2 separate regions of the Homo sapiens genome follow, and region 2 is linked to region 1. The links are chromatin loops, found by intact Hi-C in ENCODE. Cell type or tissue: endothelial cell of umbilical vein. All regions are shown on one strand. Each heading gives the region's core, and the rest is flanking DNA. Links, peaks and the distances in the headings are about the cores only.

Evidence for each region. Peaks named below come from ENCODE experiments on the same cell type or tissue, not always from the same donor. Only the 100,000 strongest peaks of a DNase experiment are listed, where the experiment ranks them.
Region 2: it touches region 1 in a loop (6-fold over the local background); 4 of 110 quality-filtered maps call a loop at or near these places.

The regions. Positions count from the first base shown.
Region 1 is chr1:117,529,480-117,541,530 of GRCh38, reverse strand. No RefSeq gene overlaps it. Among named protein-coding and RNA genes, the nearest start is that of TENT5C-DT, 70 kb to the left of the region's middle. RefSeq lists silencers at 6,126-6,365, 6,386-6,455. In endothelial cell of umbilical vein, for the core only: a CTCF peak has its summit at 6,357 (motif pointing left); a DNase peak (open chromatin) is centred at 6,290; H3K27me3 peaks cover 179 bases.
Region 2 is chr1:117,063,400-117,075,450 of GRCh38, reverse strand. It overlaps TTF2 (transcription termination factor 2), which reads right to left. Exons shown (of 23, transcript NM_003594.4): 4 at 1,724-1,790; 5 at 1-581. Among named protein-coding and RNA genes, the nearest start is that of TTF2, 9.1 kb to the right of the region's middle. In endothelial cell of umbilical vein, for the core only: a CTCF peak has its summit at 7,492 (motif pointing left); a DNase peak (open chromatin) is centred at 7,460.

The DNA of each region.
Region 1 (12,051 bases), core at 1,783-9,782:
GAATGTGGGTGAAGAAAGAAGGAAAGGAATAAAGTATGTGAGAAGCACCATGTGCCTTTGAAATCACAGATGTTTGTCAAGTGGAAAAATACCAAACCCTCAGCATGTTTCACTTTGTGTTTCTTGGAAACATTTCATCAAAGGGGCAAAATAAAATGTGCCATCTCTACTGGAGCCAGGTGAGAGCTGCTTCCTTCTTTTCTCCACAAACAGAGTTGCCATTTCCCAGTATTGGTCTGAAGAGTGCTGAGGCCCTGAATGCCCAGAGGGAACTGCGGATTGCGTCACACGGGTGCCCTTTCAGGAGAACATCCCTGCCTGACATGTCTTTGGGAGGCTTCCAGCAGTCTCCAGTTTTCTTCTCAGTCCTGACGTCTTCAGGGACTGTGCTGTGGACAGTGCCGAAAAAAGCTGGTCCTGCACAGCTCCTGGAAGCTGCAGCCCACCCTTGCCCCTACCCCAGGCAGAGGGTAACCTCAAGGCCATGACTTCCTCCTCCTCTGGTGCTGCTTACTGTGAGCCAGGAGGGTGGCCTGGCCAGGCTTCTGAGGTCCCAGTCAGCTGCAGACCCTTGTGGGGCAGCCCAGAGCTCCAGCGAAACTCACCCAGCCTGGGCAACAACCTTATACCAAGCTGTGGAAGAAGAGGCCCCCCAAGCTCTGCAGGGGAGTGAAGGATCCCTGTAACATTTCCAGTGGGCACTGGCTCTCAGGAATGGTTGGCTTCGTATTCTAAGCTGAAGTGGTGAGGGCTGGGCCCACAGGCGGACTCAACCAGCCATTGTTAGAGGTGGTATCGCCTAGTGGTTAGGAGTGCAAGCTTTTGTTTCGAATAACCGTGGGGAAGCCCCTTAGCCTCTCTGAGGCTCAGTTTCCTCACCTGAAAATGCGAGTGATGCTACTACCTCCCTCAGTTTGTTATGAGAAATACATGAGATGATGTTTGCAGTGTGATTAGCAGAGTGCCTGGCATTTTAGAAGGGCTTGACCTATAAGGGTGTTATTGCTAAGCTGAATGAGAAGAGCCTGAGGTGTAGAGAGATATATAGTCTTCACAGGACATGCGGCAACTACCCTCCACTTACAAAAGTCGTGGTAGACTGGAAGGTGTTGAGTAAGGCTGGAGCCAAGTGGTGATTGTGAGTGAAGTCCTAGACTCCTCTGCCCCAGACTCCAGTCCAACAGGACAAACTGTTCCGGAAGGAAGGATGGTCTGAGCCTCAGCTGGTCGGGCCTAGTGATGCCATGTGGGACAACCTATTCAATCTTCATAACCACTCTGTAATAGGTGTATAATTATCCCATTTTTCAGATGAAAAAATTGAGGCTCAGAAAGAGATGTTATAGTTGTGGCCCAAGATCATACAGTGAATATGCAACAGACACTGTTCACCTAAACACAAACTTCAAAGCTTACATGAGGCTGTAAAGCAAGGGGACACTAAGAACAGGTCTGGGGTGGTCCAGCAATGGGGCTGTCTGGAAGTGGCCCCTGTCCAGGGGTTTCTGTGGCCTGGCCTCTAAAACCCCTGCTGTCTGCCTATTCTTCAAGCCTAGGCCTCTGACTTTCTGCAGACTATCTGAACCTCCATATATCCTTCCATAAACACCTTTTATGTAAGTAGCCAGAGTTGGTTTTTGCTCCTTGCCCTGAAGAACACTGACAGTCCAAAGCCTCAGCAGGCTGTCTCCTCAGTGATGCCGCCTGCCTTGACTGGGAATAGGAGGTGGGTGATGCTTTGGCCCTACAGGGCTCAGCTGGCTGCTCTTTCTCACCTGAAGTGCCTTTTGCTAAGCCCAGGAGTGCAGGGCTTTCTGCTGGTCTCCATTATGTTAGCTTGGCTGCATAGTCAAGTGGGGTGGGACTCCAGCAGAGAGGGCTAGGGGCCACCCAGACAGTAACCCCTATGATATATAACCCCTCTCACTGGTCACACAGTGACACATGTACCCATAGATCCTTGCACTCTTACAAACAATGCCAGCTTCACATCTTCCCCCTTCTCCATTTGCATGTACACCCCACATGTGTACATTCTTTGTCCCTCTGGCTCCCGTGGCCCAGTCTATTTCTCTTCCCCATCAGCCAATTGAGCCACCTACCCATTTTGGTGCTGGAACAGTGTGAGCTGGGAAGCAGGAAGTGGTGGGTGATGAGGCTAGAACAATGTGGAGGGGCTAAGCTGATACCTCCCTGTGAGGACAGGGGACCTCTGAAGTGCAGTATCGCATATACGATCTTGGGGTGCTAGGTGGGGACTGCTGCTCTCTGTAGCTCCCTGCTCCCAGAAGTTAGCAGAACTGTGCTGTGGTTGGAGTTCTGCATGAAGAATCCCTGAACGACCCTACTGCTGCTCCCATTCTGCGTCTATCTTCTTCATTTTTAGAGACAAGGTCTCAGTCTGTTGCCTAGGCTGGAGTGCAGAGGCATGATCATAGCTCACTGCAGCTGAAGTTATAGCTCAAGCAATTCTCCTGCCTCGGCCTTCGGAGTAGCTAGGACTATAGGTGTGAGCCACCACGCTTGGCTAATTTATTATTTTTTGTAGAATCAGGGTCTCACTATGCTGTCCAGGCTGGTCTCAAACTCCTGGCCTCAAGCAGTCCTCCCACCACAGCCTCCTGAAGTGCTGAGTTACAGGCGTGAGCTACCATACACAGCCTTCTTTTCCTTCCTCATCGGGGGTCCTCTCCTTTTACCATACTGCTTTCTGCTTCCTAAGGCGGATAAGATAAAACAAACAACCCAATCTCCAGGGACAACTGCCTGGCTTCTCCTTCCTCAAACCCAGCAGATTATAAGGCAGAGGCTCTGCCTTGTTCCTCTTCCTAGAGCATCCCATAGACATATGAATTGAAGGTGAGCCTAAAAGGACTGGGAGTGCAGGTGGGTGGCTGATTTCGATGCTCCCCTCCAGGCACAGTTGAGGAACTCAGTGTCCTGGATGTTTCTTCCTTATTAACAAACGCCTTCAGGTCAAGGTAGCCTGGAATGCTGGGCAGTTTACTTCTTTGGGTTCATTCCTCCTAGATTTTGGTCTGGTCATCCTTCACTAGGCTTTTGGTTCTTCAATGCTTTTAAAAGATTTTTCTTTTTAAGATTTTTTTTCTTTTTCTTTCTTTTTCTTTTTTTTTTTTCTTTTTGAGATACAGTTTTGCTCTTGTTGCCCAGGCTAGAGTGCAGTCGTGCAATCTTGGCTCACTGCAACCTCTGCCTCCTGGGTTCAAGCAATTCTCCTGCCTCAGCCTCCCAAATAGCTGGGATTACAGGCGCGTGCCACCATGCCGTGCTAATTTTGTATTTTTAGTAGAAATGGGGTTTTGTCATGTTGGTCAGGCTGGTCTTGAACTCCTGACCTCAGGTGATACGCTTGCCTCGGCCTCCCAAAGTGCTGGGATTACAGGTGTGAGCTACTGCACTAAGCCTCGTTTTAAGATTTATTTGGCTTTTCAAGTTGTCCTCAGTCGGGGGGGTTGGTAGAGAGTCCACAGGTAACATTATTAGTCCAGTTTGACAGAAAATAAAACAGGCAGTTTCCCTATCCTTCAGACTGCCACTTTCCTATAAAACTATTTCTTATCCTTTTTCTCAAGTTCTTTTGCCTTAAATGCCAACATCTTCTCCCCTATTCCCACTCTTAATAATCTTACTTCCTATTTCGTTGAGAAAATAGAAGCAATCAGAAGAGGACTCCCCTGTGCTGCTCCTCGTACTACCTGCTTCTCTTCCCGGTGCTCAGCTTCCCTCCGGTTACAATGAGGGAACTGTCCAAACACTCCGGCGAGGCCACGCCTACCGCCTACCTAAGGACATGGTTCCTGCAATTATCCTCTCTCCTGCAATACCAAACTTTTCCTCTCTGAGGGAGTATTCCCATCAGAAGAGAAACAGATTGTAATATTGCCCTCCAAAAGAAAATCTCTTCTTGATCCTCTATCTCTAATGCCTGGCTACCACCTGTTTTTATGCTCCTCATCGCAAGTGAAACTCCTATAAAGGGTTGTTTACACTCATTGTCTCTACCTCTTCTTCCATTTCCTCTTGAACTTCCTCTGAGCTGGCTTCTGCCCCCTTATTCTACAGAACAGTTTTTGTCAAGATCACCAATCATCACCATGTTGCCAAACCCAATCCAATTCTCAGGACTCATTTTACTTAATCCATCAGTGGCTCACTCCCTTCTCCTTGGTTTCTGGGGTTTCCCCCCGAGTCCCTTGGCTCTCTCTGGTCTTCTCTGCTCCCTTCTTATCCCACAGACCTCTAAACACTGGATGGCCTCAGGGCTCAGCCCTTGGGTGATTTCTTTTCTCAACCTCTAAGTGGCTTACCCTAAGGGATCTCAAGTCTACAGGCTATATATACCTTGACAAATGTCCAAATTTGTATCTCCAGCCCAGACCTCTCCTGAATTCCAGGTTCACATAGTTAACTACTTACTCTCAGTAAACAGGCAGATGTTTAATAAGAAATGAAAATTTAACATGTTCAAGAACAAATTCATCATTGCACCCCTCCTAGATCTTAATCTTCTCCATTCAAAAATGGTCACTGCATTCTTCCAATAGCTCAGATCAAACACACTGGAGTCAAACCTTTTCTTTTTCATGCCCATAATCAATTGCGTCAACTTTACCTTCAAAATATAGACCATAGTTGTTCTCCCTCATCACTGGTCTGAGTCACCAGCATTCCTCACCTGAATTATTTCAGTAGCCTCCAAACTGGTGTCCCTTCTCCCATCATGGCTCCCCTACCATCTGTTTTCCACACAGAAGCCAGAGTGACCCTTTGAAAACAGAGCAGATCATGTCACAACTGTGCTCAGTCTCCTGGGGCTTCTATTTTACTTGGTGTAAAAGTCAAAAATTTTTTTTTCTGAGACAGGGTCTCACTCTGTCGCCCAGGCTGGAGTGCAGTGGCACGATCAAGGCTCACTACAGCCTTGACCTCCCAGGCTTCTCCCACCTCAGCCTCCCCAGTAGCTGAGACTCCAGGTGTGCATTACACCTGGCTAATTTTTTTGTAGTTTTAGTAGTGACAGGGTTTTGTCGTGTTGCCCAGGCTGTTCTCGAACTGCTGGGCTCAAGTGATCCTCCCACTCAGCCTCCAAAGTGCTGGGATTACAGGCGTGAGCCACTGCGCCTGGCCAAAAGTCAAACTCTTGACAAGGGACTACACAGGGTCTTCCAAGATGGGACCCTGTTACTTTGCTGGTCTCCTCTTCTACCTTCCCCTAGCTCATTCTGCTCCAGCCTCTTGCTCTTCTTTGAATGGGTCGTGCATTGTGGTAACCCTTTGGCAGCCCTGCCCAGAAGGACTGGGTGCTGTAAACTGCAGTGCCCTCCTTGCCTTCGTGCGTCAATGACTCCTTTTCCTAGAATGTCTTTCCCTCATTTGTTGCAGCTAGACTCCTATCACAACCTACAAATTTCTCATTGCTCAAATTTCAAATGGGTAATTCCTCTCTGAAAGCTCAAGTTACAAATTTCTCACCACTCTCTCTTCATCACCACGTAGCTCTTCCCTACTTCAAAAGGTTCAATTCCAGCCCCCAAACCTCACCCTTAAATTAGGTAAACTCACTTCCCCTGTTCCCTGACTCATCTTCCTTCTACACTCTAGTGGCATTTGGTACACACCTTTACTAGCAAAACATAACCTTCGGCTTGCCCATCATCCTCTTCCGGCTTGGAGGCTCCAGAGGTTCGATGTCATGGTTGGCTCTGGATCTCCAGTGCCTCACACAGTTTTTGGTACATATATATTCAATAAATGTTTAAAGAAAAATAATTTCAAAAGGACTTAGGCAGAGTTATGTCCTAACAACTATGGACAACTACAATTTATGTCAGGAAATAAACTATTCCACAACACACCTATTGTTCTACATGAGCTAAAATTATTCATAGGGTTCAAATCGGAATTTTTCTAGGATTCTCTTCTGTCACGAGATTACATTTTTCATCTTCTAATAACTCTTAACTATTAGCTCAATGTCTTTAAAAGAAGGCAGTCACGTTTTAAAGGAAAGGGGAAAGTCTTTTTAGTCTTCTGTTTGTAGAACGTTTCATCACTGACTTGGTTCCAGTGGAGGCCCCAGCAGGCTGCTGGTATAGTAGGCTTGCCTGAACAACCAAGAACCTTGGCATCCTACCGTCAGTCAGAGGCAGGGTGTATTGACAAACTTAAGCAAGGTGTTTCACTGTATCTCCAGCCTCCCAGGCTTCAATCAGCTAACAATGGGAGGGAGGGAGAGGCGAGGGAGAGAGGGGAGAGCGGACAGGGGAGAGGGGAGACGGAGGAGAGGGAGGAGAGGGAGGAGAGGGAGGGGAGAAACATACTACTGCCCTCTAGTGGCAAAAATTTCTAGACTCTTACTGCTGAACTGCTTCAAAATGCTGAGCCCACACCAAATTCATTTTGAGTCATTCGAAGTTTTGATGAGTGATAAGTATTTTTGAAAGCTATTCCCAGGGGAGTCCCTTAACCTCTTTTTAAGTAACATTCACTTTTGCATCTTATGGGCTCTTTGGTACTGGGGGAGGACTGAACGCTGAATTTAAAAGGGAGAATCACTCTTGGGGATCTTGGTAGGTGCCCCTGTTGGACCCCCACTCAAGGCCTTTAAGAGCTACAGGAGAGGGCTGTCTTATAGCTCTCAGTAAAATGGATGTCCTTGTTCAAGTTCAAGGCCAATCTTCCTACCTGTGCTTTGGATCTCATAGTCCTGGCCCCTTCGTCAAGTATCTTTGCCTTATCAAATAGCTCCCTTTCCCCTTGTTTTCAAATTCAATTAACTCTTAAAATTCAGTTCCAGTGTCAGTTACTTTCCTCATTATCCTCCTCCCTCCCGAATCTATGTTAAGCTTGATTAGGATCGTACTCTACCCATATAATACTGAAAGCCACAATATTAAGCAAGCCAGTCCTGTTTGAGGGTACAGATTTTATTTTGATTTCTATATATATTTTGAAGCCTATGAAAGCTTCTGGCAAACAGTAGGTGAAAGCTCAAAAAATGTGTGGAATAACTATATTAATGATCTCATGAATTACATTCCAATGTTCTAGTCCAGTTCCGTTTTACAGAAAATAAACTGAGGTCCAGAGAAGTTGAATAACTTGCCTAAGGCCTTACAACCAGTCAGGGGAAGACCAAGGACTACAATTTTGGATTCCTTACTAATTAAGGATCCCTGACACTAGGCCCTCCCGACACTCTGTGAATCATTGTTTGCTGTGTATTTTCTACATTTGCAGAAAAAGAAAGCAATACGTGCCATCTTTTTTATAAGGCGTAGACTTTTCTTAGTGTGTATGGTTTTGATAAAGCTTTTATTGATAGAAAACTCAGAATCAAGAGTAATGGACTACAATCACCCTTAAATGAGGCAGCCTGGCCTGGTGGAAAGAGTATCGGCCTCTGAGAACTAGGGTGTTTATTCAGTAAATTTGTTGTCAAGAGGAATAAAAAGATGACTAGGATACTGTCTACATCCTTAAGCACCTGATAACCTAATAGAAGAGGTAAAGACATGTCCACAAATGATTATTATAAGGCAGAATGTGAAGAGTTGTAGAAGTTATGAACTAACTATGGATGTACAAACATGGAAGAATCACTCAAAGTTTGGGAAATCAGGAAAGGTTCTGTGAAAGCTTTTAGTCTTGTGAGAATAGGAAAGATGTGCAGGGCTTTGCTGGAATTGGATAAAGGCCTTTCAGATGGGAAGAGTAAAGCTTTAAGAAGGCTGAAAATAGGCCGGTCACAGTGCCTCACTGCTGTAATCCCAGCACTTTGGGAGGCCGAGGTGGGCGGTAATCCCAGCACTTTGGGAGGCCGAGGTGGGCGGATCACCTAAGGTCGGGAGTTCGAGACCAGCCTGACCAACATGGAGAAACCCTGTCTCTACTAAAAGTGCAAAATTAGCCAGCTGTGGTGGTGCATGCCTGTAATCCCAGCTACTCAGGAGGCTGAGGCAGAATTGCTCGAACCTGGGAGGTGGAGGTTGCGGTGAGCCAAGATCGCGCCATTGCACTCCAGCCTGGGCAACAAGAACAAAACTCTGTCTCAAAAATAAAAATAAAGGCTGAAATTTGTAGAGGAACTTATAAAGAATATGAATAAAGGTATCTATATACACATCTATCTATTCATTTCTGGAATGGCAAATGGCAGAGTGAGAAGCTCAGCAAATCATTTCCCTCAAAAGGAATAAAATGGACAATTAAAAAACTCGAACCATTCAGGATTCTGGAAATTGACCAAAGGCATACAACAAAATGAGAAGTATTTATCCAAGAAAAACTCCTGAACCAGGAAAGAACAGTGTGTCTGTGATGTTTTAGCCCAGAGCTGCTCTCATCCCCTTCCAGCTCCATCAGCATGGCAGCTCTATCAGGGCAGGACAGGCTGTGAGGGTTACCTGATTTGGAGTAGAATGCAGAAAAACTCCGTGCTCCTGGGCATTGTTAGAAATGAAAGGAATCTCAGTAGCAAATGAATAGGAAAGGCCAGTGCAGTTAGCCTGAGGTTCTGGTTGGGGCAAGCAAGAGATTGACAGACAAGCCAGAAACTAACAGGGAGATTCACGGAATGAAACAGCCATAGTGTACTTGCCACACATCTCTGGTGGCATGGAAGGATGAACGCAAGAGCAAGGTTGAGCACAATTTAAGAGAAACCAGAGAAAGCCCTAGCTACCTCTGAACATTCCTGACTAAATGTGAGACCTTAGACATAAGGCCTTGGGTGAAGTAAAAGCTGGGAAGACTTGTAAACTGCATAAACTTTGAATGTGTTCTCCAGCTTACACACGGATCCACTGACAACACGCAGAAGCCCTTCCTAGTCAAAGGTATTTGGGTACAACCTCTGACAAATCACTTGTTGACCACTAAACTATACTGACAGAGGGCTGACTCCTAGGAAGCCAGGCTTAAAAAATATAAACAAGATTTTAGAAATACAAAACTAAGCAAAGACATCAATGACTGTGCAACATGGGGAAAAGAGCCTCCAAAGAATTAGTCTACACCAATCACTAAACAAAGAGAACAGCAGTTGCAACAACTACCACCTCCCTGGGTCACAGAGATGAGATCAGAACCCAGAGTTCTACAATAATGTTATCTAAAATGTCCAGTTTTCAACAAAAAATTACAAGATATGCAAAGAAACAGGAAACAGTGGCCTACTTTCAGGAAAAAGAAGTACCTGAATTCTACCCCACTAGATGCCAGAATCACCCCCTACCCCCAGTCATGACAATCAAAAATGTTTCCAGACATTGCCAAATGTCCCTGAAGGGAGGAAGGGCAAAGTCACCCCCTGGCTGAGAACTACTGCTCTAATGCTAGTTATCACATAGTGTGATACTGGGATAAGAAAAGACATATATCAATGGGATAAAATTAAGAGTCCAGAAATTAATGTCAGTTGATATTTCACAAAGGTGCCAAAGCAATTTATAGGAAAGGGATAGTCTTTTCAATAAATACTGAGATAACTGGGTATTCATGCACAAAACATTGTTAGACCCTTCATATACATGAGGAATTAACTCAAAATGAATCATAGACCTAAATGTAAAAGCTAAAACTATAAAACTTTTAGAAAAAAAATTAGGTCTAAACTCTTAGTGACTTTGGATTAGGAAAGAAAGCACAATCCATAGAAGACAACATTGATAAACTGCGCTTCATTAAAATTAAAATTTTTTGCATGTCAAAAACATGAATAAAAAATTGAAAAGACAAACCACAATCTTAGAGAAAATAGATATAGAATATATAAAGAACTCTTACAACTCAATAAGACAATTCAATTTTTAAAATGGGCAAAATATTGGAATAAACATTTTACCAAAGGCATGAACAGCTACTATCACAGACAGTCAACACCATTAGTCATTTGAGCAACATAAATTAAAGCCACAATGAGATACAACTTCACACCCATTAAAATGGCTATAATAAAAAAGACAGATAATAAAAAGACAATAACAAGTATTAGTGGAGATGTGGAGAAACTGGTACCCTTGCCATCATACATTGCTAGTGAGAATGTAAAAGCAGTACTATGGAAGACAGTGTGGTAATTTCTTGAGAAGTTATACATAACTTTACCATATGACTCAGAAATTCCACTCTTAGGTATATACTTGAGAAATGAAGACATATATCCACCCAAAGACTTGTATGCAAATATTCTTAACAGCATCATTCATAATAACCAAAAACTGGAAACAATTCAAATGTCTATCAATTAGTGAATGGATAAATATGGTATATCCATACAATGAAATTCATTTAGCAGTAAAAAGGAATAACTCTTGACAGTTGCTATAGCATTGACAAACCTTAAATGCAAAACATTATGCTAGGTTAAAGAAGCCAGATGCAAAAGACCACATACTGTATGATTTCATAATATAAAATGTCCAGTTAAAAGGCAGATCTACAGAGACAGAAAGTAGACCAGTGGTTACCAGTGGCTGGGATGGAAATGGAGATTGACTGCAAATCAATACATGGGATCTTTGTGTATTGTGGGATGGTTGTACAGTTTTATAAACTTACTAAAAAATCATTAAATCATACACTTAAGAGTGGGAATATTTTATGTAAATCATACCTCAGTAAAAGTTTCTTTTAAAAGTTAAGGAAATTGCAAGAAATTGTTATGTCCTTATGATATAAAGATAACTGCTATTAACTTTTTGTATATATTTTTGCTGTGTATCCAACAAAAAGTGACTTCTGCTATAGTTTTTAAAGTGCTTGGTTCACATGCATTATTGATGTATTTGCATATTAAACTTTTTTTTATAACCACAACAAAAATACACGTCTTATTTCATAGAACCATGAAGGATAACACTGGAAGACTTGCCTTCATTTTACCCTCCCTTTTGGGTTTCACTTTCCTTGTGCCTAAAATGAGAAGGTATAATTAGATGTTTCATTGGCTCTTCACTGCCCTGTTTTAATTGCCCTTATTATTTTTTTTCTGTTCCTTTAGAAATGATTACTGCAATCTGCTAACAAAAATACGTAAAAACAACTAAAGCTTTAAGCTAAATTTGGGCTAGGTGCCTGGATTTTTCTCATTTAATTATCCTAGAAATCCTGTATTATCCTTCTTTTAGAGGCAAGAAAATTGAGATTTAGTAGGGTTAAGAAATTTGTCTTAGAAAGTAGATTCAAGGTTACCAGGTAATATGGTTTGCTGTGTCCCCACCTGAATCTCATCTTGAACTGTAGCTCCCATAATCCCCACATGCTGTGGGAGGGACTTGGTGGGAGGTAATTGAATCATGGGGGTGGGCTTTTTCCCCTGCTGTTCTTGTGATAGTGAATAAGTCTCATGAAATCTGATGGTTTTATAAAGGGCAGTTCCCCTACACAAGCTCTCTTGCCTGCTGCCATGTAAGACATGCCTTTGCTCCTTCGCCTTCTACCATGTGAGGCCTTCCCATCCATGTGGAACTGTGAGTCCATTAAACTTCTTTTTCTTTATAAATTACCCATTCTCGAGTATGTCTTTATTAGCAGTGTGAGAACCGACTAATACACCAGAAGTTGGGGGAGGAAAGGGAGCACTGGGGAGTTATTGCTTAATGGTTACAGAGTTTCTGTTTGGAATGGTGAAAAATCTAGAAATAGGTAGTGGCAATATGTTGCACAACATTGCTGATGTAATTATTAATGACATCAGATTGTACATTTAAATGGTTAAAATAGCAAATTTTATGTTAGATATATTTTACAATAAAAATAAAAGAAACTTGTTAGGTCAACCAAGAAGTAAGGGTGCAGGCTCACTCACTATCTGAACCATTCTGAGCATTATTTGCATAATGACAGTTCCTTTGCAATCCAATGAAATAAAGATGGATATTTCAGTTATCTGGCAAACAAAGAGAAGCCCAGATTTTATCAAATTATAGTCACTTAGAGCTCCTTATTTTTTTAATTTTTTCTGGTCCTGTTTTAGTTGTTCCAGAAAATATGTCTGCAATTAATTTTGATACATCCACAATGTAATTT
Region 2 (12,051 bases), core at 2,789-10,788, 470 kb after region 1:
TCCCAGTTCGTGTACTCCTTGTTGAGGGGTCCCCCTTTCTGGGGCTTGCTTATTGAGTTGTGACTGTGAACATTTTGAGGCAAAAGCTGGGTAACCTTTTCTCTCAGAGGTTCTGATTCTCTTTGGACATCTTGACTCTTACCACTTGATTTCTCCTGAGAAGATGCAGATGGTCTTGTAAGCTCATTACCTTGGCACTGTTGAGATTTAATTTCAGAAAAGTCTCTTTTGTGTGTGCCTCCAGTCTCTGCCTCACACTGAATCTCTGCTCCCTCTTCTTGCTTCTTCTCTTGAACTACAGATTGTTTTTTCTTTGGTACCAGGCCAGATGAGAGGTCTTTCTCCATCATTTCAGGCTTCTGTTCTTTCTTTTGATCGAAAAGCTGATCTCCCTTTTCTCTTTGCTTCTTATCAGCCTTCTTTTCCTCACCTTCACCTTTGATGAGCTGTTTCCAGAGAGCTGGTTCTTGATTCTTGTCAAGTACCTTGAATGGATTTCTCAGCCAGTTGGAAGAATGATGAAATGTCTCAGATGCATGCTGAGACTTATTGGATACAGAATGTTCTTTGGAATCAGGATCCTAAAGACAAAATAATTAATCTTCATATAAAATATTAATACAAACTTCGTATCTAGAATGCCTTTCCTTTTCATCTCAACTTTTATTTTATATACAGGGGGTACATATGCAGCTTTGTTATATGAGTATATTGCACTCAGGCAGTGAGCATAGTGCCCAATAGATAGTTTCTTAACCCATGCCCTCCTCCCCTCTCCAGTAGTTCACAGTATCTATTGTTCCCATGTTTATGGGTGCTCAATGTTTAGCTCCTGCTCGTGAGAACATATGATATTTGGTTTTCTGTTCCTGCATTAATTCACTTAGGATTATTCTGCAGAAGAAATGGAAACACAGTAAAAGCAGTCCAATATTTCCTGAACATTCTTGGTACCATTTCCACGTCTAGAAAAGATGACGTGCCAAACCCACAAAGGACTCATTTCTTCACGATACTTTCGAAGCTTGGTTCCTTCTCTGTCCATGATCACTCTTTTCCAGGCCTCAAGGAAAAGTAGTGACAAACCAAAGTGCTTTTACAATCACAATGGCCACAGTGTATACTTTTCAGGAAAAAAACTATTCTCTTAAGATGAACTTTTCCCCAAACCTAAACATTGTCTTAAAACACTTGCTTTGATTTTGGCTTTAGGAGGATTTTACTGTGGTAATCTAGAATCGTAAGTTCAAGCCACACCTCTGCCAAAACAAGTCTTATCACCTCCCTACTTCTAGTTCCTCACGTACTGAATATCTGTAGGGCTTCTCCTATTAGGAGATGCTCCTCCTAGTTCTAACATACTAGGAGCTTATGCTTATACTTAGCTTATACCAGTATCAAGTAGAAATTCCTCTATAAAAAGATACAAGAGTTAGTCAAGGAAATCTATTTTTTTCCTTGAGTAAAAGAATACTGACTACATTTAAGACCTCAAAAAATATTTACTAAGTGAAATAGGATGCAAATAATTAATCTTGATTACGACTAAATGATCCTTTGAATAAAAGTCCCAACAGGGCCTACCTTGCTTAAAGAAAACTATCTTTCGGAGACAGTCTGATGAAGACCAACTCATTTACGTGAACTTCAAGGTATTTTCAGGTGATGCTGCATATTAAAAGTCTTAACACAGCAGGTTTGAAAACAGATGAATAATTCCTACCTGCCATGGAATACTTCCACACCAGCGTTTCCCCTCTGCCTTACTTCTAATGCATCGGAAGAACAATCTAATGAAGTATAAAACACAAATAATCAAGGCTATGAAAATCCATTAGAACAAGAGATAAGCTTATTTTTAATCCAAGAAAACATCTTGCAACTATTTGAACCTGGCTTTGGGAGGTCACTTGAAACCAATTACTTTTATATACACATTTAAAAATTATTTACTGCACAGAACATTTATAAGGGCTAGGAAGTCCAAGAATAAATATGGCATGGTAGCCAGAGAATGCACACAGGTTTATTCTTTTTAGTCTGTAACGAATGACTGAAATAGAAACACTGATCAGCAATGGCTACTAAAATCAGAGAAATGAGAGACAGCCAGACACTGTGTGTCCCTGAAGGGGGGTCACAACACTAGCTACAAAGCAATGTTGCCCCAAAAAAAACCCCAAAACAACGAAGCCAAAACAAACAAAAAACTAACCTCTAGATCCAATTACCAATTTATAGGAAATAGAAACAACAGAAGAAGGCGTAAAACTATACTGTGGAGAATATAACCTTCAAAATCTTGGCAGTGGGAAACGCTATAGGACAAACAACCTGATCCCTTCCACAAATAAGTTACGAGGGAGAAAAAAAGATGAAGGGAAAACTTCAGAGACTTAAAAGACATATTAATCAATTCCAATTTGTGAACCTTATTTGGATCCTGATTTAAACAAATTAAAACTACTAAAAAAAAACTATGACATTTATGAGTCCACTGAAAATATGTAAACCAACTGGTATGTTAAAAGAGTGCAGCTGGATGCAGTGGCACACACCTATAGTCCCCTCTACTCAGGGGCCTGAGACAGGAGGATCATTTGAGGCCAGAGGCTGCAATGTGCTAAGATTGTGCCTGTGAATAGCCACTGCACTCAAACCTGGGCAACACAGCAAGACTCCCTTCTCTAAAACATACAAATATTTTTTAAAAAATAGTTCATATCTTGGCCGGGTGCGGTGGCTCACACCTGTAATCCCAGCACTTCGGGAGGCTGAGGTGGGCGGATCACGAGATCAAGAGATCGAGACCATCCTGGCCAACATGGTGAAATCCCGTCTCTACTAAAAATACAAAAATTAGCCCGGCGTGGTGGCACATGCCTGTAGTCCCAGCTACTCAGGAGGCTGAGGCAGGAGAATCGCTTGAACCCGGGAGGCGTAGGTTGCAGTGAGCCGAGATTGCACCACTGCACTCCAGCCTGGCGACACAGTGAGACTCTGTCTCAAAAAAAAAAAAAAAAAAAAAGTCCGTATCTTTTAAAGCTACATACTAAAATATTGACAGATGAAATAATGTTATCTGGGATTTTTTTCAAAATAGGGCAGGAGTTACGGGGTGAAGTGGATAGGATACATATAGAACAAGAGTAGCCATGAGCTGGCAATTGTTGAAGCTCATGCTACAGTACCCTATCTTACTTCTGTATATATTTACACTCTTCCACCAAAAAAAGAAGGCTGAATACAGATTTAACATCCCAGTGCAAGAAAGTTCCTGCACACACAAACACAGCCCATACTCCAGCTATCCAGAGGTGTCTAAGCTGTTCCACTGCCGAACTAAGCCATGCACCCTCCAGTCTACTAGACTTTGCATGGGTACTACTCTCCATCCAAAGGATATCCTCATCATCCCAATCTGTCTACCATCTCCCCCATCTCCAGCTACGGAAGTCCTACTGGTCCCTCAAGGCCCATCTTAAGTCGTACCTGCTTGGCAAGGTTTCCCCACATTCCCTTCCCTGTTTAATCCATGAACTGCCTCTGTGCCATTACTTTTAATGGCAAAAAACACAATTACATTTACACCAACCTAATAAAGCTGACTGTCCAGCTATAAAATATAGCTGACTGTCCAGGTATATTTTCAGCTACTAGAGGGCAAAAACCATACATGATCTCTTTATTCCCAACTATGACTTGCCTGTTGTACGTAATTAAGTATTGCTGCATAAAATAGAACTGATTTATGTAATTACCTAAAATAACTCCTCAAAAACTTTTAATTGATTAAATAAGAGCTTTAAAAATATATATTTTGTCTGCTGAAATAGGTAAAGTATTCAATCAATAAGTATTAAAAACACAGTGAGAAGCCCCCTCATACCCTATCTGCCCAGTTCACTTCTCTCCCAACATGTAACTGCTCATTAGTTTTTTGTTTACCTTTCCAGAGATTTTTAAATGCATATTCAAGTCAATATACATTCTTTCTTCCTCCTCTACACAAATGGGTAGCATAACATACATACTGCTGAATACCTTGCCTTTCTTTTTTTACCTAATACCTTGAAAATTTTTCTATAATAACATATATGTAAGGAAGATCCTTGTTTTTATTATTTTTTTCCAGTTGTGGTTTTCCACTGTATGGGATGTTGCATTATTTTTAACCAGAACCCTCTTGGTGGGCGGTTCAGCTGTTTCTTATCCTTTACTATTAAAAGCAGTGGCACAAGGAGTGAAACTGTGCATATGTCATTTCATGTACATTTCAATACATCTGTGGTGCAGCTCCTTATTTCTCATGTTATGTATTTGTGCTGTTCTTCTTGACCAGGTTAGCCTCTGATTTTCTTTATTAGTTATCTATATGCTGCTTTCTAACTCATTAAATGCAATTTTTACCAACATTAATTCCTTCCTTCTGCTTTCCTTCAGTTTAATTTATTGTTCTTTTTCTAACTTCCTAAATTAGTCCCATGATGTACAACATGAATCACAACAGTCTGCATCCTAATTCAGGGGTCCTGAGCAGGTCCTGGTCCCTTGATGCCACTACTTCACCAGGACACATAAACAAAGATGAACAAGCCCAAATGGACAAGTTGTCCATAAAAGTTAAGCTAAAAAGAAAATAGGTCCAGCCCCTCCCTCTTGTACAAACACAATTTTCCCATCCAAGTTCACAATTTTTAAAATCTTACTGGTTTCTTTAATTTTTCTCATTGCAATAGGATATTATATTAAACATATGTAATACAATTTCTGAAATGCTTTGAATGCATAAAATTCAAAGTAACAGCTGCCATCAGTGGGTGCTACTACTTACAGAAATAAATCAAGAACAAACTCCTGCTGTTGTTTAAAGCATATCAAGTACTTGAAATCTTTACTGAAAGAATATTTCATAAGTACAGTCCCGTGCTGCATGATGATGTTTCAGTCAACAGTGGATGGCACATACAACTGTGGTCCCATGAGATAATACTGTATTTTTACTGTACATTTTCTTTGTTTAGATATACAAATACTTAGCACTGTGTTACAAATGCCTGCAGTATTCAGTAAAGTAACACACTGTACAGTTCTGTAACCTAGGTATGTATTAGGCTATACCAAGTAGGTTTGTGTAAGTTCACACAGTGACGTTCACACAAAAATGAAATCTCCTAATGACGCATTTCTCAGAATATGCCCCCATTGTTAAATGACTCATGACTGTAGTGTCTACTTTAAAACTCATGCCATGTAGACTTTCAGGAGAAGGGCAAGATTTGCAGAACTAAGGAAAGAAACACACTGAACATCTGCTATGTGCTAGGCACAGTGCTAAAAATGCTTTCCCTTACATTTTTAATTAAAATCAATCTGGATGAGCTTTTCTGATTTTAGGATAATAAGTTTGTTTGTTACGTTTTATTATATTGTAAATCAACAAAGAATGCAGTGGAAATATATTTTCGCAGAGAAAGCAAATATCAATTCCACTATAAGAAAAGCATTAATTTCTGCAGTATGTTTATTAATTGTTTTCCAGGACAGAGGTTATAGGCAATAACGATGAAGGGACCAGCTAGAAGAAGCCAGACCTCTTCAATCCTGACTTCTTCACCAAAACACAAATCCTCCCATTTTCCTAAAGGTAATGTCCAACTCAACATCACACTGCCAAGTGCATTCACTTTAGCAAGGCTACAGTTCTCTCAGGCTCCAGAACTATTCTCCCTTGGTTCAAATCCCAGCCCTACCACCTAATTAGTTCTGAAACATCAGACACCTTAATTGACTGCCCCCTGTGGCAGTTTCCTGTTCTGTAAAATGGCAAAATGATATAGTCCATACCTCATACGGTCATGATGAAGACAAAATACAATCAGAGCAAAGCCTGATACATACCAAGGTCTTAAAAGACAACAGCAATGCCAAGCTCACACTGGCTGATCACTCTGCTTATTCCTACATCCACACTTCTGCTGAAGCTGTTCTGCCTCAACACTTCCTTGTCCTTTCCTCCATCAAAATTGTCAAGGTCATTCAAGGACAACTTCAAGTCTCAACTCCTCTACTTTCTCTGTAACCTTCCTAGCCCTGAACTGTATGTCTTAGAGTCACAGAACCATCTCGCATCTGAACGTCTTCAATTTAGCGCTCTAATGTGCAGAGGAGACTGCACCCCAATCTCAGTACATCTAACTCTTATTCCAGCTGTGTCAAAGGCTCCTTAGGGATTATGAGTTCACATCTTTACATGGTCCAGCTCTGGAAAAACATAAAGCCGAATGTCTACCTCATTCTTTTACACGAACTTTCAAGATGGAAAAAAATGTAAAAGTAAAAAACAAAATTGTAAATGTTCTAGGAAAAAAAACAGATATGAATATTCTTGTAGTCCTAAAGTGAAGAAGGCTTTTCTAAGCCTGGGATAAAACTCTGAAGCTGAGAAATAAAGAATTTAGTAATTTTTAAAAGTTTACACTACCATATGATGAAAATACCATAAGCAAAATTGTAAGACAAAAAGCAAACTGGGAAAACGTAACTACCACACATATCACAAAGGGTTACTATACTTTATACAAAGGGATTGCTCGCACTGCACAGTGCAGTGCATGGTACTGTACACCGCCTCACAAGTATGGCTTTATTCAGTGGTCCTTCACAGCTGGTGGGGCCTGAGGTTCTGGCTGGGTCTGGCGCATGCCTGGTTGCCTCTCTATCACCATCCTGCTCACTATACTAGGGCTAGATAATCTGCAGGTCAATTTCACCCAATAGCCAACAACACGAGGAGTTTTCTAGACATGTGAAGTTTCAAGGGTTATTAAAAGTAAAATATTTTGAACATCTACCACAACCAATTAATTTTTTTTTGGAGGTGAATATTTTTCTTTTTTTTTTTTTTATTACACTTTAAGTTCTAGGGTACATGTGCACAATGTGCAGGTTTGTTACACATGTATGCATGTGCCATGTTGGTGTGTTGCGCCCATTAACTCGTCATTTACATTAAGTATATCTCCTAATGCTATCCCTCCCCTCTCCCCCAACCCCACAACAGGCCCCAGTATGTGATGTTCCACGCCCTATGTCCAAGTGTTCTCATGGTTAAGCTCCCACCTATGAGTAAGAACATGCGGTGTTTGGTTTTCTGTCCTTGTGATAGTTTGCTCAGAAGGATACCACAACCAATTATTTAAAGAACTAAAACTTGTTATACCCACGTCTAAGCAAAGAAATATTTCCATTTATTTTGACCCTGTATCCTTGAGTGAAAGTTCTGTGAGAAACAGAGAGAAAGGAAAATATGAACTCAGGAGCTCAGTGACAATGCCCAAAATTTGTATACCAGGGTGTACCACATCGTTCATGTCAAGGCAAGATTTCTTCCCCCTGGTTCTACTGAGATTATCAGTTTTCTTTACTGCCTGTACACAGAGGGCCATGGCCGAATGGCTAGTCAAATGCTGGTCAGTGGTGCCATCTGGTGTTTCAGTTAGAGATCTGCACACAAATGCAGCTACACTGCAAGAGATGAAAAATGGGCATCTTCGCCTCAGTTTACACCTCCCTTCTATTACTCTGTTGCACCTGTCTCCTGACTACATTCAGCCAAACATAATAGTATTAATTAGAGGATGTAAAATATTTAAGTTATTAAAAAGAAAACCCAGAGTATGTGAGGGAAAGGCTGTACTCTCATAGGTCACTCTCCAGGGGTTCTGGCTGAACACCCTTAATGTTCACTAAGGAAGCCATCATCCATATATAGACTTATCTATTTCTGTTTAAATTCCCAGTCTATGCTACCTATCAGAGTACCTGGTTTTCTGTTGTTATTGTTTTTTAATGTGTTGTGTGTTAAGAACTGCCTTTTACTTTTATTTGTCCTAAGACAACTTTTTTTTTTTTTTTTTTTTTTTTGAGACTGAGTCTTGCTCTGTCATCCAGGTTGGAGTGTAATGATGTGATCTTGGCTCACTGCAACCTCCGCTTCCCCGGCTCAAAGTGATTCTCCTGCCTACTGAGTAGCTGGGATTACAGGCACACGCCACCATGCCCGGCTATTTTTTGTATTTTTAGTAGAGAGAGTTTCACCATGATGGCCAGGCTGGTCTTGAACTCCTGGCCTCAAGTGATCCGCCGGCCTTGGCCTCCCAAAATGCTGAGATTACAGGTGTGAACCACCATGCCTGGCCCTAAGACAAGCTTTTTAAAGCTCCAGTAAGTACTTCCTAGTAATAGTGCTCTGAATTTAGGCTAAGAGAAATACATGTAACATACTTTTTTGTTCTATTTTAAAATAATAAACCCTTCTCAGTCTTATCCATCTAGTACAAAGAACGTTAACAGCAAGTTCTCAAAATTCTGACCTCAGTCAGGCCTTTCTTCAGAGCTGCACACTCATTTTTCTAGCTGGTTTCACATGAAAATAAGACACAATTTGGCCAGGTGAGGTGGCTCATGCCTGTAATCCCAGTACTCTGGGAGGCTGAGGCAGGCAGACCACTTGAGGCTAGGAGTTTGAGACCAGCCTGGCCAACATGGCAAAAGCCCATGTCTACTAAAAATACAAAAATTAGCTGGGCGTCGTGACACACACCTGTAATCCCAGCTACTCGGGAGGCTGAGACACGAGAATCACCTGAACCTGGGAGGCAGAGGTCGCAGTGAGCTGAGATTGTGCCACTGTACTCCAGCCTGGTTGACAGAGCAAGACTCTGTCTTTTAAAAAAAAAAAAAAAAAAAAAAAGACATGATTAGTCCAAAGCTGTATGTGTTTGCCACACATCCCAATACTCGACCAACATTACCTTTCTTCCTTGTCCTGCTTAACGTAAACACATTACCCAGAAGCCCCACCTTAGCAACCGTTTCCCTACTGAGCACTGACAATGTGCCAAACACCAGACCGAGGCCATCACACACGTTCTCTCTCCAAGTCCTCCAACCCAGGGAAGTTAGGGCCATGTGAGCAATATTCCAGATGAAAAAATGGAGGAAGGAACACGTTTATATGCCCTACCAGGAAATACATCTCATCAGTGCTCTTTCAGCAAGTTTTCATTCTACTTGGACCCAATTCCACTGCTGCTACTTCAATTCAGGCCCATCACCTCTCACTTAAGAGAAAGTTGGTGTGTCTGGAATCAGTTGGACCTGGGTTTAAATCCCAGCAATGCCACTTCATAACCATGGGTCCTCAGATTCCCTTTCTGACCTGTTTCAATGGTAGTTTCTCCATCTTTCTGGTAAACACGGATATTGAAATCTATCACAACAAATTATATGAAGGTAAAAGATAATGAACAGGCTGGGTGCAGTGGCCCACACCTGTAATCCCAGTACTTTGGGAGGCTGAGGTAGGAGGATTGCTTGAGCCCAGGAGATTGAGACCAGGCTGGGTAATACAGTGAGACCGTGTCTCTACAAAAAAAAAAAAAAAAAAAAAAAAAAAAAGGTATATAGTGGGCTTTCAATGGTAGCTATTATTTCAGTGGTCTCTTTGCCCTATTTTCACTTTCTAATCTGTCCTCCATAGTTCTTCTTTTAATGCAAATTGGGTCAAAAATCCTTCAGTGGCTTCCTAACAACTACCACAGTATGTCTGTATGGTAAAGGTCCTCCAGTAGTATGTAAATGGTTTTAAGTATCAGTAGAATATAACTTCATGCAATAAAGGCTTACCAGCCCTACTATACCAGCAGAAAACAATCCAAAAACAAAATTAAAAAAAATTCCATTTACAACAGCACTAAAAAACACAAACACTGAGAAATAAATTTAACAAAAGATGCATAGGAACTCTGTAATGAAAAGTATTAAACAATGCTCAGAGACATTTTTTTTTTGAGACAGAGTCTCGCTCTGTCACCCAAGCTGGAGTGCGGTGGCGCGATCCCGGCTCACTGTAAGCTCTGCCTCCGGGTTCACGCCATTCTCCTGCCTCAGCCTCCTGAGTAGCTGGGACTACAGGCGCCTTCCACCATGCCCGGCTAATTTTTAGTATTTTTAGTAGAGATGGGGTTTCACCTTGTTAGCCATGATGGTCTCGATCTCCTGACCTCGTGATCCGCCCGCCTTGGCCTCCCAAAGTGCTAGGATTGCCGCGCCCAGCTGACATTTTTAAAGTCATAAATAAATGCACTACATTCATGGATTGGAAGCCTCAATATTGACAATTCTCTCCAAATTGATCTATATAGATTCAATGCAATCCCAACAGGGTTTTCTGTGGAAATTTTTAAAAGCTGATTCTACATTTTATATGGAAATGCAAAGATCCTAGAGCAGCCAACGCAATCTTGAAAAAGAATAAAGTCAGAAGACTCACACTATTTTATCTGATTAATTATGTAAAGATAGGCAAATGGATCAATGGAACAGATTAGCAACCCCAGAAATAGACTTACATATATTGGATCAATTGAATTTTTACAAAGACGCCAAGCATTTCAATGGGAAAAGGAAAATCTTCAAAACATGATGCTAAAACAATTGGTAACATATGCAAAAATAAATGAACCTCTACCCTACCTGATATACTACACAAAAGTAATTTAAGATATAGATAATAGACCTATATGAAAAAGCTACTAAAAAAAAAAAGAAGAAGAAAAAAAAAAAACAGGCCAGGTGCAGTAGCTCACACCTGTAATCCTAGCACCTTGGGAGGCCAAGATGTGTAGATTGCCTGAGCTCAGGAGTTCGGGACCAGCCTGGGCAACATGGTGAAACTCCGTTTCTACTAAAATACAAAAAAATTATTGGTGCACACCTGTAGTCCCAGCTACTTGGGACTACTTGGGAGGCTGAGGCATAAGAATTGCTTGAACCCAGGAGATGGTGGTTGCAGTGAGCCAAGATTGTACCACGGCACTCCAGCCTGGAAGACAGAGTGAAACTCTCTCTCTCAAAAACAAACAAACAAACAAACAAAAATAAAACTATAAAGCTTCTAGACAATTCTTGGAAATATTTGTGATATTGGGGTAGGCAAAGATTTCTTGGAGATCAGACAAAAAGCACAAACCATACAAAAATGATGAGCCTCCCGAGTAGCTGAGACTTCAGGAGTGTGCCACCAGGCCCAGCTAATTTTTTTTTGTTTTTTCACTTTTTTTTATTTAGTAGAGATGGGGTTTCACCATGTTGGTTGGCCAGGCTGGTCTCAAACTCCTAATCTCAAGTGATCTGCCCACTTCAGCCTCCCAAAGTGCTGGGATTACAGGCATGAGCCACCATGCCTGGCCTAACTTGTATAGAGAATTTACAAAGAACTCTACCAACTCAGTTTTAAAAAAAGACAAAAATTTTAAAACAGGCAAAGATCTCCAAAGTTATACTTTATGATTCCACTTATGTAACAATTGTGCAATGACAAAATTTTAGAAATGAAAAGCAAATTCCTGATTGCCGGAGTGAAGAGGGCAGAAGGGAGGGAAGGGGGTATGGTTATAGAAAGGGCAACAGAGAGATCCTGTGATGGAACTCTTCAGTACCTTGACTGTAGTGGTAGATACATGACTCGACAGGATAAAATTGTATAGAATATACACACACACATAAATTAGTTCAAGTAAAACTACCTTTACCAATAAAACTGGTGGGTTGTACCAATATTAATATCCTGTTTGTGATATATTTCTAAGCCTTGCAAACGTTACCATTGGGGGAAACTGGATAAAGTCTACAGGGGATAACTCTGTATTATTCCTTACAACTGTATGTGAATCTAAAACTACTTGATAAAAATTTCAATGCAAAAAAAAGGATAAAATATTTAAACAGATAACGTCGAGATTTTCTGATGGCAAATAGGCACACCAAACAAAGTGGTGCATTTATAAATGAAATTCAACTCCACAATAAAAATGAATGAATTACTGATACATATTATATACATTTCACATACTGTTAAGTAAAAGAAGTCAGACACAGAAGAGTACATGCAGTAGGATTTCATTTATATAACGTTCAAGAACAATCAAAACACATCTAAAGAGATAAAAATCAGAACAGTGATTGCTGACAGGGGTGGAGATGGGA